2 separate regions of the Homo sapiens genome follow, and region 1 is linked to region 2. The links are chromatin loops, found by intact Hi-C in ENCODE. Cell type or tissue: heart right ventricle. All regions are shown on one strand. Links, peaks and the distances in the headings refer to the core of each region. The heading gives the core; the rest is flanking DNA. Region 1 holds the start of DNAL1 (dynein axonemal light chain 1). Region 2 holds the start of LINC02274 (long intergenic non-protein coding RNA 2274).

Evidence for each region. A loop is a pair of places that touch in the nucleus more often than their neighbours do. Peaks named below come from ENCODE experiments on the same cell type or tissue, not always from the same donor. Only the 100,000 strongest peaks of a DNase experiment are listed, where the experiment ranks them.
Region 1: it touches region 2 in a loop (2.2-fold over the local background); 5 of 110 quality-filtered maps call a loop at or near these places.

What each region holds. Positions count from the first base shown.
Region 1 is chr14:73,640,789-73,649,927 of GRCh38, forward strand. It overlaps DNAL1 (dynein axonemal light chain 1), which reads left to right and starts at 4,198. Exons shown (of 8, transcript NM_031427.4): 1 at 4,198-4,254. The coding sequence starts at 4,252. RefSeq lists an enhancer at 7,261-7,430. In heart right ventricle, for the core only: no CTCF peak of the experiment used is centred there; a DNase peak (open chromatin) is centred at 4,143; H3K4me3 peaks cover 2,109 bases; H3K27ac peaks cover 1,746 bases.
Region 2 is chr14:73,821,821-73,830,959 of GRCh38, forward strand. LINC02274 (long intergenic non-protein coding RNA 2274) reads right to left here and starts at 8,315. Exons shown (of 2, transcript NR_135238.1): 1 at 8,076-8,315; 2 at 739-1,672. In heart right ventricle, for the core only: CTCF peaks have their summits at 3,949, 4,166 and 5,527; a DNase peak (open chromatin) is centred at 3,921; H3K4me3 peaks cover 463 bases; H3K27ac peaks cover 592 bases.

The sequences.
Region 1 (9,139 bases), core at 578-8,577, 180 kb before region 2:
TGAAGAGTTGTTGCCCTAATTTATAGTATTATTAAATAGTTTTCCCCAAATTAACATTATTTTTAAAATTGAATACAAGTTTCAAATTATTAACATCAAGAAAAAATACAGGCTTTGGTGAGGTGGTTTAGGCCTGTAATCCCAGCACTTTGGGAGGCTAAGGTGGGTGGTTTGCTTGAGCTCAGGTGTTCAAGACCAGCCTGGACAACATAGCAAGACCCCAGTCTCTACAAAAAAATTTAAAATTTAGCTGGGGGTGATAACACATGCCTACAGTCCTAGCTATTTGGGAGGCTGAGGCAAGGAGGATCGTCTGAGCCTGTGGGGTTGAGGCTACAGTGAGCTGTGATCACACCACTACATGCCAGCCTATCTAGCCTGGGCAACCAAGTGAGACATTGTCTCCAAAAACTGAAAAAAAAGGTGTGTGTGTGTGTGTGTAAACACCACTTCCTGATTTCAGGGGTTTTTGTGTAAGATTTTGTTCTTTATTTTTTGAGTCTGAGTCTCGCTTTTGTCACCCAGGGTGGAGTGCAGTGGCGCGATCTCAGCTCACTGCAACCTCCACCTCCCGGGTTCAAGCGATTATTTTGCCTCAGCCTCCTGAGTAGCTGGAACTACAGGCGTGCACCACCATGCCCGGCTAATTTTTGTATTTTTAGTAGAGATGGGGTTTCACCACGTTGGCCAGGCTGGTCTCAAACTCCTGACCTCCAGTGATCCACCTGCCTTGGTCTCCCAAAGTGCTGGGATTACAGGCGTGCGCCACCATGCCTGGCCCTTGTGTAAGATTTTAAAATGAGGTTTATTGTTGCCCAGGCTGCAATGCAGTGCATGAGCCATCATGCCTGGTCAAGATTTATTTTATTTTATTTTTATTTTTTATTTATTTATTTTTTTGAGACAGAGTCTCGCTCTGTTGCCCAGGCTGGAATGCACTGGCATGATCATGGCTCACTGCAGCCTTGACCTCCCGGGCTCAAGTGATTCTTCCACTTCAGCCTCCTGAGTAGCTGGTACTACAGGCTCATGCTGCCATGCCCAGCTAATTTTTCTTTTCTTTTTTTTTTTTTTTTTTTTTTTTGTTAAAGATGGGGTCTCGCTATGTTACCCTGCCTGGTCTTGAACTCCCAGCCTCAAGCCATCCTCCTGCCTTGGCCTCCCAAAGTGCTGGGATTATAGGTATGAGCCACTGCACCCAGTCAGCTAATTCTAATTTGAATTGATAAACTTCTCTATTATATAAACAACCTTAAGAATTAGTGCCTATCCTAGGGTTTAAGTTCTTTACAATTTTAAGGTATGTAACTTTTAACTATTTTGCTTAATCTCTAACTCATTTCTTAAATGTGACAATTTTTTCTTCTCTTTTGTTTGGTCCACATTTTTGCTTAAAAATTAAAGATTTCTTTGTTTTGTTTTGAGACAGGTTCTCGTTCTGTCGCCCATGCTAGAGTACAGTGGCGCAATCTTGGCTCACTGCAACCTCTGCCTCCTGGGTTCAGGCAATTCTCCTGCCTCAGCCACTCGAGTAGCTGGGAATACAGGCATGAGCCACCATGCCCAGCTAATTTTTGTGTTTTTAGTGGAGACGGGGTTTTGCCATGTTGGACAGGGTAGTCTCGAACGCCTGACCTCAAGTGATCTGCCCGCCTCGGCCTCCCAAAGTGCTGGGATTACAGGTGTGAGCCACTGTGTCAGGCCCTAAAAGTTAAAGATTTCTTAACATATTCTATTTGGTTCTGTTTTGTATCATTTAACACTATTTTACTTATACTTTTCAAAGGGTCTGCTAGATATTCTGAATTAGGGAACACTGTTTCAATACTATTTATTTATTTATTTATTTTTGAGACAGAGTTTCACTCTTGTTGCCCAGGCTGGAGTGCAATGGTGCGATCTTGGCTCACTGTAACCTCCGCCTCCAGGGTTCAAGCGATTCTCCTGCCTCAGCCTCCAGAGTAACTGGGATTACAGGTATGCGCCACCACGCCCAACTAATTTTGTATTTTTAGTAGAGACGGGGTTTCTCCATGTTGGTCAAGCTGGTCTGGAACTCCCGGCCTCAGGTGATCTGCCTGCCTCGGCTTCCCAAAGTGCTGGGATTACAGGCGTGAGCCACCACGCTCGGCCTTCAATACTATTTTTAAACTTTCTTTCAACTTATTTTATCCAGGCCTGAAATAAGAGCAAGCAGACCCACACATTCTCTGGTGAACAGGTTTTGGAATCTATTTTGTCATTTTGTAGGATATGAAAGAACAAAAGAAGGGTCCAAGTTATATAATTCTTTTATTTTCTGTGTGAATGTTTTTAACCTTTGAGAATCTGGAACTCAAAATGTTCTTTATGTGAAGTGTACCAAGATTTTGAAACCTATCCAATAGTCCCATAGACAGTTTTTTAAAAAATAAACATAGAAATTGACCCTTCCGGTTTTAAAGCTTAAAATTTAGGTATCCCCCAGACATCTCAGAAAGTATCAAAGAACTTAAACTTACCAGATCACTACATATGAATTTTGGTGTACCACCACTCAGTCCACAGCAAACATTAAACCCTCATAATATCCTTTTAGATATATGTTTATATACGTGTGTGTACTATGTATAACTTTTCCATTTTTTTGCTTTGTTTTTTGTTTTAGAGACAGGGTCTGGCTCTGTTGCCCAGGGTGGAGTGCAATGGCACAATTAGAGCTCACCTAAGCCTCAAACTCCTCAAATGATCCTCCTGCTTCAGTCTCCCCAGTAGCTGGGACTATGGGTGTTGTACCACCATGCCTCGCTAATTTTTATTTTTTACAGAGCCAGGGTCTTGTTACGTTGCCCAGGCTGGTCTTGAACTCCTGGGTTCAAGGGATCCTCTTACTTTGGCCTCCCAAATTTCTGGGATTACAGGCATGAACAAACTGCACCAGGCCACTATGTATAATTTTAAAGGAAAATCGTACCAACTATTTTGTTTGGTAACTTCTATTTTTACTTGAAATATGACTATCTTTGGATGTGAATAGATGCCTTTCAGCAAGTCAATTGTACTTTTTTAGTGTAAGTACATTATTGCATTGGATGTTCAATACTACTAACCAATTTTCTCTCTCTTTTTGTTTGTTTGTTTGTTTGTTTTGAGACGGAGTGTCACTCTTGTTGCCCAGACTGGAGTGCAATGGCGCGATCTCGGCTCACTGCAACCTCCGCCTCCCGGGTTCAAGCAATTCTCGTGCCTCAGGCTCCGGAATTGCTGGGACTACAGGCGCGTGCCACCACACCCGGCTAATTTTTGTATTTTTAGTAGAGACGGGGTTTCACCATGTTGGCCAGGCTGGGCTCAAGTGGTCAAGTGGTCCGCCCTCCTCAGCCTCCTAAAGTGCTAGGATTACAGGCGTGAGCCACCAGTCCCGGCCACCAATTCTCTTTTGTTGATAATTGAGTTGATTTTTTTTTTTCTATTAAAGCTTTGAACATACATCTCTGTGCTCAGGATAAAGTCCTGGAAGTGGAACTGCTGGATCACAAAGGGTGCAAAAGTTTTTGAACAGCCAACAGCCTTCCAGAAAGGCTGTATCAATTATAAACAGCAGCGTATTTGTGTGTCCCTACTTCACCATACCCCTAGCAACTCTATGAATTATTATTATTGTTAATAATTTTTAGCTCATTTGGTAGGTGGGGAAAAAAAGACACCCTGGTGATTAAAACCAACAATTTGTGATATTTAAAATGTGGAACCGAGCTTTCAGCTGCCTCTGGCTCCCTGGAGGATCCGGGGTAAAGAAACATAAAATGGGTGGAGTTTGGCTCTGGTATTCTCAGTGGGATGGGATGGAGAGGGAAATTACAGCAAGCCGCTTATTCTCCCCTCGTCCGGAAAAGGGTGGGAAACGCCATCGTTAGGGCAAAGGAATTAAGAACATTATTTTATGAAAAGGGTAGTTGTTAGGGGGACGTTTTAAGGTTTTTAACTTTAGGCGGACAAGTCACTACAGATCAGCTGAAATTGCTTTCGGTCCTGACTACTCCTGTGCGGGGTTAAGACCTAAGGAAGCAAAAGGGCAGCCAGCAACAGCCGGACGGGAGGACCCCGGCGGCCGCCACGCAGTCCCACAATGCCCCGCTCGCACCACCCTGAGGGCGGAGAGAAAGGACCGCTGCCGGGGATAGGGCTTCCGCCGAGAGCGCCGAGAAGTGCGCACGCGCACTGACCCCGCGGGCCCTAGCAACCAGAGCAGTGACAGTAGCAACCGCCGGAATGGTGAGTACCTTTCGGGCCGCGTAGCCAAAGCTGAGAGAAGATTGGGAGTGGAAAAGGGTGACTGTGGAGTGTTGAGGGTCTGGGGGTCCTTGAACAGCGGAAGGGAGCCGGTAGCTGACGCTAGCTCTGTGGAGTCAGGGGCCCGAGGCGAAAGAGAAGCCCTGGCCGGGGGTGGTCTGTGGTGAGGGCGGCCTGGGGTGGATCGGAGGTTGGGTTAAGGTGGAGGGACTCAGACAGGAGAAAAGGGAGGGCGAAGAGCAGGAAATTCTCTAAAAAGAGCGTATTGGAGTGGGAAGGGTGATGGGAAGGAGAGTGTAGATAAAGATATCTCTTTACATAGAAGTAATTTTAGTGACCCCCCCGTCGAGATGCAGGGAGGGGCTGGTTACCAGAGGGTTCTGTATAACACGGATTGCAGCAGTTTTCGTAACCTGTGATGTACCCAGGTTGCCTTCTGAATGACTACGAGGGCAGTTATTAGGTGACACTGTAAAGCACACTCTGATGGATATATTAGAGCAGTGATTCTCAAATTTCAGTATGCATAGGTATGGGCTTGTTGGAATGCAGATTGTGAATTTTTAATATGATTGGGGGTTTCAGGAATGTGCATTTCGACAACACACCTCAAGTGATTATAAAATTGGAGGGCATCCCACCACACTGAGAAATGCTGTTGCCTTAGGTTTGAAATCTACCAGCTGTCTATCCAATGAGAGCTCTTTATGAAGTAATGGTTTTACCTAGAGATGCTCCTCAACTCTTACTTGATGTGTTCACTCTCTTGCTTACATACTTGGTAGTTCTAACTAGTCGTTTGAAAAGGATTGCAGACCCAGCCAGAGCTATTGAGCAAAGTATGTGATGTCCTACTGGATAGAGATGTTTATGAAGAAGAAGCATAATTACTTGTCTTCTTTTTGTGATTCCAGTGCTATATAAGTGGGCAGAAATTGAGCCCAGGAGATGGAAATGATGAGGAAGTCATGCCTGCCCTCAACAAGATGAAATACCACTCTTTAAAAAGTAGTTTCCCCCCTGCTTTCCTTACTTTGTTCCCCAAGCAGTTAGCTGAAAATCACTGCCAAGGAAAGTTAAAAGTTCTGGAACCTAGGTTTATATTCAGGTGAAGAAAGGCTCAGACCTAAATATTTATGAAAGTATGAACCATGGTGATTGTTGAAAATCTTCAAATAGAGAATCAGAACCAGTACAGTTATAAGTCACTTAATGATGACAGGGATACATTCTAACAAACACATTATTGGCAGTTTTGCCTTGCAAACATCATAGAATATGCTTACAAAAACCAGATGGTGTAGGCTATTGCTCCTAGGCTACAAAGTTTTACAGCATTTTACTATACTGAATACTGTAGGCAGTTGAAACAAGGTATTTGTGTATTTAAACATAGAAAAGCGGCCAGGGTGTGGTGGCTCACACCTGTAATCCCAGAGGCCTGTAATCCCAGCACTTTGTGAGGCCGAGGCGGGCAGATCACCTGAGGTCAGGAGTTCAAGATCCACCTGGCCAACATGGTGAAACTCCGCCTCTACTAAAAATACAAAGATTAGCGGGGCATGGTGGCGAGTGGCTGTAATCCCAGCTACTCAGGAGGCTGAGGCATGAGAATCTCTTGAACCTGGGAGGTGGAGGTTGCAGTGAGCTGAGATCGCACCACTGCACTCCAGCCTGAGCAACAGAGCAAGACCCTGTCTCAAATAAACAAACAAACAAACATAGAAAAGTTACAGTATTACAATCTTATGTAACCACTGTCTTATATGTGGTTGGTTGTTAACTGAAACTTGTTATGCAGCTCATGACTGTATTTAGAACTGGCTTAGTCTGCAAACTAGCAGACCTGGGTCCCTCCAGAAATATTGACCCACATAGTATTTCAATTTAAAAAAATTTATCTTTCAGTGTCTTTTTTTCCCCCTTATGACCTGCCACTTCAGGACAATGTCTTCAAATGATGATATTTCACATTAAAACCAAGATTTCCAATTTCTCTTGAAAAATAAATATTGGGGCAGGGCACGGTGGCTCACACCTTTAATTCCAGCACTTTGGTAGGCCGAGGTGGGCGGATCACGAGGTCAGAAGATCGAGACCATCCTGGCTATCATGGTGAAACCCCATCACTACTAAAAATAGAAAAAAAAAGAAATTAGCCAGGCGTGGTGGTAGGCGCCTATAGTCCTAGCTACTCGGGAGGCTGAGGCAGGAGAATGGCGTGAACCCGGGAGGCGGAGCTTGCAGTGAGCTGAGATTGAGCCACTGCACTCCAGCCTGGGCGACAGAGCAAGACTCTGTCTCAAAAAAAAAAAAAAAAAGAAAAAGAAAAAGAAAAAGAAATATGTTTCACCATTGGACACTTTTTTTCACATTTTCGTATTACTGAGATATAGTGTGTTATAACTGGCAGCATCTTTTCTTACTTAATGATACATAAAATAAAGGTGTTACTCAATGGAGTTTTTAAATTTGAAGAAGTATGGTGTATTAGGGTAGCTCTTTTCCCCAAGTCCCACCTGCTAACAGTTGTCTGGAGCTGAGTAGAGGTTATCTTCTTTACACTAGTCCTGTCCTTAGTTGGCCAGTTTTACTTATTAGTTAAGTCCATGAGGACCTTCAGGCATTTGAGTTTTTGACTCCTTCTATCCATAGGAAAACCAGTTAAACCTTATACAAATTTATATTGCTGCAATAAACAGCTAGATGGCTTCAACTCTTTTTCTACTAACAGTGTTGTGAAAATACTTTTTTATGGACCCATGCAAAAGATTTCTCTTGGAAACACACCCAGGAGTGGGATTGTACCGTCATAGGGTCTATGTATACTTAATTTGCCTAGGTACTTTTCAGGCTGCTTTCCAGAATGGCTTGACCAGTGTTTACTTCCTCCGGCAGTGCAGGAGAGTTCCATTTCTTCTTGTTTGTTCGTTTTGATACAGAGTCTCGTTCTGTCGCCCAAGCTGGAGTGCAGTGGCACAATCTCGGCTCACTGCAGCCTCTGCCCCTAGGGCTCAAGTGATTCTTCTGCTTCAGCCTCCCGAGTAGCTGGGATTACAGGCACTCACCACCACGCCCGGCTAATTTTTGTATTTTCAGTAGAGATGGAGTTTCCCTATGTTGGCCAGGCTGGTCTCAAACTCTTGACCTCAAGTGATCTGCCCACCCAGGCCTCCCAAAATGGTGGGATTGCAGGCGTGAGCCACCGCGCCTGGCCAAGAGTTCCCCTTTCTTTATGTGCTCACCAATTTTCTAACTTTTGCCAATCCGAGGGTGTGTTTTAGTATTCCATTGTTTTACTTTGCATTTTTCTGATTCTCGATGTGTTATAACACCTCATTTCATATATATATATATTTGTTGTTTGTTTGTTTTTGTTTTTTGGGGGGACAAGATCTTGCTCTGTTGCCTGGTCTGGAGTGCAGTGGCCCCATCAGGGCTCCTCCACCTCCCGGGATCCTCCCACCTCAGCCCCTGCGAGTAGTTGGGACTACAGGCCTGCACCACCACTCCTGGCTAATTTTTTTGTGTTTTTAGTAGAGAGAGGGTTCTCCATGTTGCCCAAGCTGGTCTTGAATTCCTGGACTCAGGCGATATGGCCACCTCGGCCTCCCAAAATGCTGGGATTACAAGCGTGAGCCACCATGCCCAGCCTTCTTGATATTCTTATTAGTCATCTGGGTTTCAGTTTCTGTGAATTTTCTGTTCATATTTTTACCAATTTTTCCATTTTTCTTTTTGTTTTCGAATTTTAGGCATTCCTTGTGTATTCTAAATATTGGTCCTCATTGGTTTCATGTTGAAAATATCTTCTCTCGGCCAGAAGAATAATAAATATATATATTAATTATTATAAATAATAATTATTATTCATAGTGGTGATTAGAAGTGATCCTTGATGTGCTTGAGATTTGTTTTTGTTTTTGTTTTTTTGAGACAGAGTCTCACTCTGTTGCCCAGGCTGGAGTGCAGTGGTGCAGTCTGGGCTCACTGCATCCTCCACCACCTGGGTTCAAGCAATTCTCCTCGTCAGCCTCCCGAATAGCTGGAATTACAGGCACCCGCCACCACGCCTGGCTAATTTTCATATTTTTAGTAGAGACGGGGGTCTCCCCATGTTGACCAGGCTGGTCTCGAACTCTTGACCTCATGATCCACCCAGCTCAGCCTCCCAAAGTGCTGGGATTACAGGCATGAGCCACAGTGCCCGGCTGATGTGTTTGACATTTTTTTTTTTTTTGAGACGGAGTCTCGCTCTGTCGCCAGGGCTGGAGTGCAGTGGCGCGATCTCGGCTCACGGCAAGCTCCGCCTCCCGGGTTCACGCCATTCTCCTGCCTCAGCCTCCCGAGTAGCTGGGACTACAGGCGCCTGCCACCACGCCCGGCACATTTTTTGTATTTTTAGTAGAGATGGGGTTTCACCATGATAGCCAGGATGGTCTCGATCTCCTGACCTCGTGATCCGCCCGCCTCAGCCTCCCAAAGTGCTGGGATTACAGGTGTGAGCCACCGCGCCCGGGCTGTTTGAGATTTCTAAAGGGAATATATTTAATGTTACCTTCCTAGTTAGGCCCACTTTGACCATTTTATTTGAAACTAACATCCTCCACACACATTTACATACATTCTGATACCCTTTACTCACCTCCAGTGTTTTCTTTTTCCTTAGTAATTGTTACCTTCTAATATACTATATAATTTTCTTATTGTATGCAGTTCTCCCTTGGTATTCATGTGGGATTGGTTCCAGGACTCCCTAGGATACTGAAATCTATGGACATTCAAGTCCCTTACATATAATGGTGTGGTATTTGCATATAACTTACACACATCCTCCTGTATACTTTAAATCATCTCTAGGTTACTT
Region 2 (9,139 bases), core at 491-8,490:
CAGCCTCCCAAGTAGCTGGGACTACAGGTGCCCGCCACTACGCCCAGCTAATTTTTTGTATTTTTAGTAGAGAGGGGGTTTCACCGTGTTAGCCAGGATGGTCTCGATCTCCTGAACTCGTGATCTGCCCGCCTCGGCCTCCCAAAGTGCTGGGATTACAGGCGTGAGCCACCGCGCCTGGCCCTTCCTTCCTTCCTTCCTTCCTTCTCTTTCTTTCTTTCTCTCTCTCTTTCTTTCTTTCTTTTTTCTTTTCTTTTTTTTTGAGACAGAGTCCCTGTCATCCAGGCTGGAGTGCAGCGGTGCCATCACAGCTCACTGAAGCTTCAAACTCCTGTGCTTAACCGATTTTCCCATCTGGGATTCCAGAGCTCTGGGATTGCGGGGATGAGCCACTGCACCCAGCTAGCTTACTGTTTTCTCTCTCTCTCTTTTTTTTTTTTTCTTTTTATTTTTGAGACAGGGTCTCACTCTGTCGCCCAGGCTGGAGTGCAGTGGTGTGATCTCAGCTCACTGTAACCTCTGCCTCCCAGGCTCAAGCGATCCTCCCACCTCAGCCTCCTGAGTAACTGGGGCTACAGGCACACACCACCACACCCAGCTAACTTTTGTATTTTTTTGACAGAGACGGGGTTTCACCATGTTGCCCAGGCTGGCATAATGTTTTCAAGGTTCATCTGTGTTGTAGCCTGTATCAGTACTTCATTGCTTTTTATGGTTTAATGAATAAATAAAACATAAGTTCATACCACGTTTATTTACCCACTCATCAGCTGAGGAACATTTATTTGGGCTGTTTCCACTTTTTGGCCATAATGAATAATGTTGCTATAAACATTCATGTACAAGCTTTTGTTGGAAAATATGTTTTTAACTCTCTTCGAATGGGATTGCTAGGTCACAAGGTAACTTTTTGTTTTAACTCTGAAGAACTGCCAGATTGTTTTCCAAAAATTGTGTACCATTTTACATTCTCATCAACAATGTGTAAGGGTTTGATTTCTCCAAATCTTTGACAAAATTTAGTATTATCTATCTTATAGCCATTCTAGTGGGCATAAAATGGTATCTATTGTGGTTTTGACTGGCATTTCCCTGATGGCTAATGATACTGAGTATCTTTTCATGTGTTTATTGAACATTTGTAGGTCTATCCCTTTGTCCACTTTCAAAATTGAGTTATTTGTTTTTTTATTGTTGAGTTGTGAGAGTTTTTATATTCTGGCTACAATTCTCTTAAGATATATGATTTGCAAATATTTTCTTCCATTCTGTGGGTTGTCTTTTTACTTTCTTGATGGTATTCTTTGGAACGCAAAAGTTTTACTTTGATGAAGTCCAATTTATCTATTTTTTAATTTTGTCGCTTGTGCTTTTGATGAGATATCTGAGAAACTGTTGCCTAATCCAAGGTTTTGTTGATTTACTGCTATATTTTCTTCTAAGAGTTTTATAGTTTTTAGCTCTTAACATTCATTCATTATCCCTTCCCTTCATCTTTAGTTTATCATCTCCTAAGGGTAAATGCAGTTTACAGCAGATTTGTTTGGTGTAATCTTCTCTATATCATCTGTTGCTGTCTTTATCCTGGGATGAGCCATCTCCTTAATAAAGCTGTTCATATTTAGTTCTGTGAAACAGACATTCATAACTTCAACAACCTTTGCCTTCCATCCTGTCAAAAAACAAACACATATGTAATAAAATATGCTTTCCAACTTCCAGTCAGCTTTGTCTGCCCTACCACAGACAAAGACTGGAGTTCCTCCAGGCATTGACAGCTTTGGAGGTGGTTTGAAGGTTGGTGGTTTAAAGCAGGACCATCTCCTGTGACCTAAATCCTGAGGAAGAAAGAATACAACTGCAGAACTCTTCAGAGGGGCCCTTGCTGCTTGGCAAGCTGTCACCCCACCACAAACCTGACCACCCAGGGCCCTTTCTGCATCTGTGGCCCATTGTTCCTGGGGTTTTGATTATTCAGTTGAGCCATTGTCTGCCAAGATGTTTGGGTTTGGAAATTTTTCATTATGCCTTTGAGAAAATAATATCACACTTTCTCTCTGAATTCTGTATTCATTGATCTTTGTAAGTTGGGGGCAAAATTAGTTTTTGTTTCCTTGGGCATTGGATATGTATGGTAGTTGATCCCCTCCAAATGGTGTATTTGTTCTCGTATTTGTTGGCAAATCTTTAACTTTTTATTTATCTGAATCCCTTCCAAAACAAGAAACAATTCACTTTAAAAAAAAAAATCAGACTTCTTTTTTTTTTTTTTTTTTGAGACGGTGTCTCACTCTGTCGCCCAAACTGAAAAGCAGTGGCATGATCACAGCTCAGTGCAGCCTTGACCTCAGCCTCCTGAGTAGCTGGGACTACAGGTGCGTGCCACCATGCCTGGCTAATTTTTTTGTATTTTGTATTTGTTTTTAGAGACAGGGTTTTGCCATGTTGCTCGAACTCCTGGGCTCAAGGGATATGCCCGCCTTGGCCTCCCAAAGTGCTGGGATTACACGTGTGAGTCACTGTGCCCAGCCCAAACTATTTTTTATCTGGTTAAGTTTTCTAGGCACTCCTGGAAGAACAGGGCCAGAAAGAAAGACAGTTTAAATCTGACATGTCTTTGCATATGAAGCCATTGCTTTATTCTTTTTTGAATCAAACCTCCCCAAACAATGTAGTTAGCAAGAGCTACATTTATACATTTCTATAATGAGATAATCACTTCCCCTAAGGGAGAAGCAGCTAAAATCTGGCAATCCAAAGACTTCATTTTCTAGTCAGTCACTCCACACAATACATAGACAGCTCGATCACTTTTCCAAGGGAGATTTTTGAAGCTGATGTGCATCTATTTTCTGTTATCTAATAAATTGAAATCACATTCATTATTCAAAGAGTCGTGACTGTGTGGCCGGGCGCGGTGGCTCATGCCTGCAGTCGCAGCACTTTGGGAGGCCAAGGCAGGCAGACCACTTGAGGTCAGGAGTTTGAGACCAGCCTGGCCAACATGGTGAAACCTCATCTCTACTAAAAATACAAAAATTATCTGGGTGTGGTGGCTGGCGCCTGTAGTCCCAGATACTAGGGAGGCTGAGGCACGAGACTTGCTTGAACCTGGGGGCGGATGTTGCAGTGAGCCAAGATCGTGCCACTGCACTCCAGCCTGGGCAACAGAGAGTGAGACTCTGTCTCAAAAAAAAAAAAAAAAAAAAAAAAAAGCCACTGTGTGAGGGAACCTACAAAAGACCACAAAGCACTTGGCTGTCAAAACTCCACAGCCATTCAGAAGTGTGGATCCAGGGAAGCACTTGGTCCCTTCACTGTTGATTTGTTCACAGAAATGCCAGGCCCTCTGGTCAGAATAGCATTACCAGATCTAAAGCCCAAACAGTGGCATGGGTCTTGGCCTTGGCCCATCTCAGTGAGTGTTAGGATGCTTTAATGGAAATAACTAGGTTAATAACATGTATGTAAATTTTATTTACCATTGAGCCCTTAAAAGATACCAGTGAGGTGTTATTGATCCAGTTGAAATGAAGCAGCTATAAAATGATATGTATAGTATGAATAAATCTTTTAGTAAAGTGTTTGTGTACAAAAAGAAATACATTAAAATGTTTTATCCAGGTAATAAAAATGTGTTTTTCTCATTTTATACTTTTCCAAAAAAGTTTTTATAGTAAGTATATTTTTACTTTTATAATCATAAAGAAAGAAAGTAGGGTAATTCTATTTTGAAAAAAAAATTAGGTCGTTACTTTTAACTCAATTGCATGTTCAGAATTTTGAAAATATGCAGCCAAGAGCACATATTTGAATCGCTGCTCTGCAGAAAAACTTAATAATCAGCCTTAATGGCTATGAAGCAGGCGGGGCCCAGCCCTAAATTCCAGGTCACAGGGCAGTTTGCCAGGGCAGCCGGCTAACATAGGTGCTTCTGCCCCCCCATGGGCAGCTCTGGAAAGTGCAGGCTCTGGCCTGAGCGTTTCTCCAGGGATAGGACCCTGGAGAGATGAGTGTTTCAGAACCCAGAGACATTTGGAAAAACTGGCCTCACTGCTCAAAACTGTTCTGGAAGATCTTAAAATGGAGCAACTAATCATGTAGCAATCCTTTCATACTCCCTACACTCGTATTCAACATATATAGTTATTTTAATTTGCACACTTCGTTCTAGACACTGATGTATGTGTAGAATGTACAGATCAAATTATAAATTTCTTTTTGTGTCTCCCTGCCATTAAAAAAAACACAAAACTGTGGATACATAGTAGGTATTTCCCTGCCATTTTTATAGTACAAATTATATTGTATTGTACTAATTATATTGTATTGTACTAATTGTATTGTACTTTTATTCTTTTTAATTTTATTTTATTTGAGAGAGAGATTCACTCTGTCACCCAGGCTGGAGCACAGTGGCACGATGACAGCTCACTGCAGCTTCGACCTCCTGGGCTCAAGTGATTCTCCTGCCTGTGCCTCCCGAGTAGCTGGAACCATAGGCATGTGCCACCATGCCCAGCTAATTTTTGTATTTTTAAAATCTCCCTATGTTGCCCAGACTTTTGTTATTCTTTTATTTTTATTTTATTTTATTTTAGATGGAATCTTGCTCTGTCACCTAGGCTGGAATGCAGTAGCGTGATCTCAGCTCACTGCAACCTCTGCCCTCCCCACCCCGGGTTCGAGCAATTGTCCTGTCTCAGCTTCCTGGGTAGCTGGGATTACAGGCGTGCACACCATGCTCAGCTAAGTTTTGTATTTTTAGTAGAGACAGGGTTTTGCCATGTTGGTCAGGCTGGTCTTGAACCCCTGACCTCAGGTGATCTACCTGTCTTGGGCTCCCAAAGTGCTGGGATTATAGGCGTGAGCCACTGTGCCTGGTCACTTTTTTTATTCTTTGACTTGCTTCTTCCTCTATAGATATACCCTGGCAGGGTCAGGACCAGAGTGAGGCAAGCAGAACCCTCTGTGACCCTGAGAATGGCCTCCTAGCACTCTGTGCCCCTTCTCGGTACATGCAGGTCCACCTCATTCTTGTTACTCCTGCATAGTATTTTATGGTAGAAATGGAACACCACTAACCATTTCATTTTCAATTTCTAGTTGTTACTAAAATGCTGTGTTGACACCCTAATAGATGTCTTTTTTTTTTGAGATGGAGTCTCGCTCTGTCGTCCAGGCTGGAGTGTAGTGGCATGATCTCAGCTCACTGCAACCTCCACCTCCCGGGTTCAAGCAATTCTCCTGCCCCAGCCTCCTGAGTAGCTGGGATTACAGGCGCACGCCACACACCTGGCTAATTTTTTATATTTTTGGTAGAGACAGAGTTTCACCATGTTGACCAGGCTGATCTCAAATTCCTGAGCTCAAGTGATCCTCCCGCCTTGGCCTCCTAAAGTGCTGGGATTACAGGCGTGAGCCACTGCACCCAGCCAGATGTCTTTTTATGCATGTAGTAGTTATAATTTTTACTTTAGCATGTATACATTTTATTTTACTTTTTTTAAATGGAGAGTGGGTCTTGCTCCCTCACCAGGCTGGAGTGCAGTGGTGCAATCATGGCTCACTGCAGCCTTGACTTCCCCAGCTCAAGCAATCCTCCCACCTCAGCCTCCGAATAGGTGGGACTACAGGTTTACACCACGACACCTGGCTAATTTTTTAATTTTTTTTACTGAAGATTAGGTCTCAATAAATCGCCCAGGCTGGTCTTGAACTCCTGAGCTCAAGCGATCCTCTCGCCTCAGCCTCCCAAAGTGCTGGGATTACTGGCGTGAGCAGCTGCGCCCAGCTGTATTTAGCATTTTATACCTTGTTTGAGGCCTTCCGTACTTGGAGGTTATAATACTATCTCCCTGTACTTTTTTTCTTTCATTTTGGACCTCAGTCGAGTTAATCTGCTCCTCAGCTCCTCAGCTCACATTCCTCATGGTCAGCATTGGTCTGTGTGAGACATATCTTTGTCTGTTTATTCCCTTTTATCCCATTTCCCATTCCCATCCCCCCAATACACCATACACAACACAGTAATGCATTTGATAGGTTTTATAGCATTTGCATGTTTCCTTATAAAATATGTGGCCGGGCGTGGTGGCTCTCGGGCCAGGCACGGTGGCCGTTGTAATCCCAGCACTTTGGGAGGTAAAGGAGGCCAGATCATGAGGTCAAGAGATCGAGATGATCCTGGCCAACAGGGTGAAACCCCATCTCTACTAAAAATACAAAACTTAGCTGGGTGTGGTGGCGCGTGCCTGTAGTCCCAGCTACTCGGGAGGCTGAGGCGGGAGAATCACTTGAATCCAGGAGGTGAAGGTTGCAGTGAGCCAAGATCATGCCACTGCACTCCAGCCTGGGCGAGAGAGCGAGACTCCATCTCAAAAATATATACATATACATATACATATACATATACATATACATATACATATACATATACATGCATATATATGCATATACATATACATATACATGCATATATATGCATATAAATAAATAAATAAAATTTTTTTTATATATATGTATTTAGGTAAATGATATTGTGCCACAGGCCTTATTCTGACTGTCTTCTCTCAGCACTGTTTTACAGCCCTTCCACATAGCCATGGTACCCTCAGTTTCTTGATTCTAACTGCTACCCTCATCCCTTCCCCCAGCATCGAGCCCCTGGAGCTTTCAACTCCCCTTACCACAAACAACCCTGTAATGAACAACCTCATATATGGTCCTTTGTGAGAATTTCTGAGGACTATTTTCCCAGGATTGCTTACATTTTCTTCTAATACTCCTGCAGTTTGTTTTTTCTTCTATTCATATGCCTGCCCACGTTTGGTTTATCTGAGCACATCTAGCTTATACAATGATTTTGACTCTATTCTTTTTTTTTTTCCCTCTTTCTCTAGTCACACCTGCTGGAACAGGATCTATTAGTTCTTGAAATTTTCCATTGGCAAAATCACTCCTAATTTCCACTTAGACCATGTTTCTTCAACATTCTATTATATTTATTTTTAGTTTATTATTAATTATTTTTTTGAGACAGTGTCTTGCTCTGTCTTCCAGGCTGGAGTGCAGAGGCATGATGGTGGCTTACTGCAGTCTCACCCTCCTAGGCTCAAGCGATCCTCCCACCTCAGCCTCCCAAGTAGCTGGGACTACAGGCCTGCACCACCACACCTGGCTAATTTTTCTATTTTTTTATAGAGATGAGGTTTCGCCATGTTGCCCAGGCTGGTCTTGAACTCCTGGACTCAAGTGATCCATCCGCCTTGGCCTCACAAAGTGCTGGGATTACAGGCGTGAGCCCCCACATCAAGACTACATTCTATTTAAGTTAGTTTTTGTTTCAGTTTTTGGAATCTCAGCTTCAGATTTGTGTTAGTAATAAAACAACTTAGGTTTGGTGCCTCCTAAAGCAGACCCTGAGACAAGAACTTGGGTGACAATAGTTTACTTGGGAAGATATCCAAGGAAGACGGGGAGGGAGAGAGGAGAGTGATACAGGAAGGACGGAAAGCCAATGAAAGATACATTACTGAGCTGGGTTGTCACTGTGGACAATTGGCTCAATCTCCCTGCACACTTTTGAAGAACCATATAGAAACCACCCAAAATTGTCCTGCTGAAGTGTGAGAGGTTGGGACATTTATCCAGCAACCTTCATCTTCCATTGGCACTCTCCCACTCCCCTACTACCCAGCTCCCGCCCCTTTCTTCTGTGGCTGTATCTGCAAGTTGGACTGAGCAAGCTTCCAAGCTGAGGAGAAAATTCTGAAGCAGAAAAGCTGAGAGACTCCACTGGTGCTTGAGACGTGAAGCCATCAGCATGCATAGGAGCTGTTAGCCACAGCTGCATCACAAGCCACAGGCCTCAGTTCCAGTTGATCTACAGCAATCCTGTGGGCATGCACACCTTTGCTGTTGTCTGACCTACTTCTTGCCCTGCACCTTCCTATTCATGTATTGACTACACCTGACCTCTCTATCCTGACACAGTGAGACCCACTCAAACCGCTTCTTGGGCCTGATCTAGGTGAGCAGCCCCTCTGCCTCTCTGGCCCAGCCTCTCCACTTACCCGCTCTGGCAGGCCTTCAGCAGCCTGCCCTTGGAAATTTTGCACTTTTCCTTTTGCCAGTAGATATGTGGCTCTCATTTCTTTCCTTCTTTTCCTCTTCTCTCCCATTTACACTTTGATCTTGTCAGACTCTCCAATGGCATTATCAAGCCCTACTCAGATCATTGGCTTACCCTGACACAGAGAAAGTGCTCACACTCAGCATCAAATAACACAAATAAGAAGGATGCCCAATACTATTTGAGCACTTACTAAACGGAAAGCGCTGTGTGAAATGTGATTCAGTCATTATTTTATTTTCACAACAGCCTGATGAGGTCAGTACTCTCATTATGTCGATTTCTCAGAAGAGGAACTGCGGCTGGGAGAACGTGACTCATCTAGCTGATGGAGCTGAGGTTCAAGTGCAGGTATCTGGCCTTGAGGACTTACTTTTGACCACTCTATCACCAGTTAGCTTAGCCATTAACTACCAACTGATCCTCGGAGACAGGACCTCATTTCTTCTCCTTCTTCTTTTTTTTTTTTTTTTTTTTTTGAGACGAAGTTTAGCTCTTATTGCCCAGGCTGGAGTGCAATGGTGTGATCTTGGCTCACTGTAACCTCTGCCTCCCAGGTTCAAGCGATTCTCCTGCCTCAGCCTCTCAAGTAGCTGGGATTACAGGCACGCACCACCCGCCCAGCTAATTTTGTATATTTAGTAGAGATGGGGTATCACCATGTTGGTCAGGCTGGTCTCGAACTCCTGACCTCAGATGATATACCCACCTCAGCCTCCCAAAGTGCTGGGATTACAGGCATGAGCCACTGTGCCCAGCGGGACTTCGTTTCTTGTATGTGGGTTTTGACCTTTCAAGTAGAGTATAGCACCTTGGCTGGTTTGTTGTTGTTGTCTATATGGATTTTTTCTTTTTCATTTTCTTGGTTCATGGTATTACAACCATGTGATGCTTTTTTTAGGGCTAACTTAATGGATTTCTCTCCACCAATCTCTTGATACTAAAATTCTTTTTTTTTCTTTTTTTTTTTTTAAGACGGAGTCTTGCTCTGTCGCCCAGGCTGGA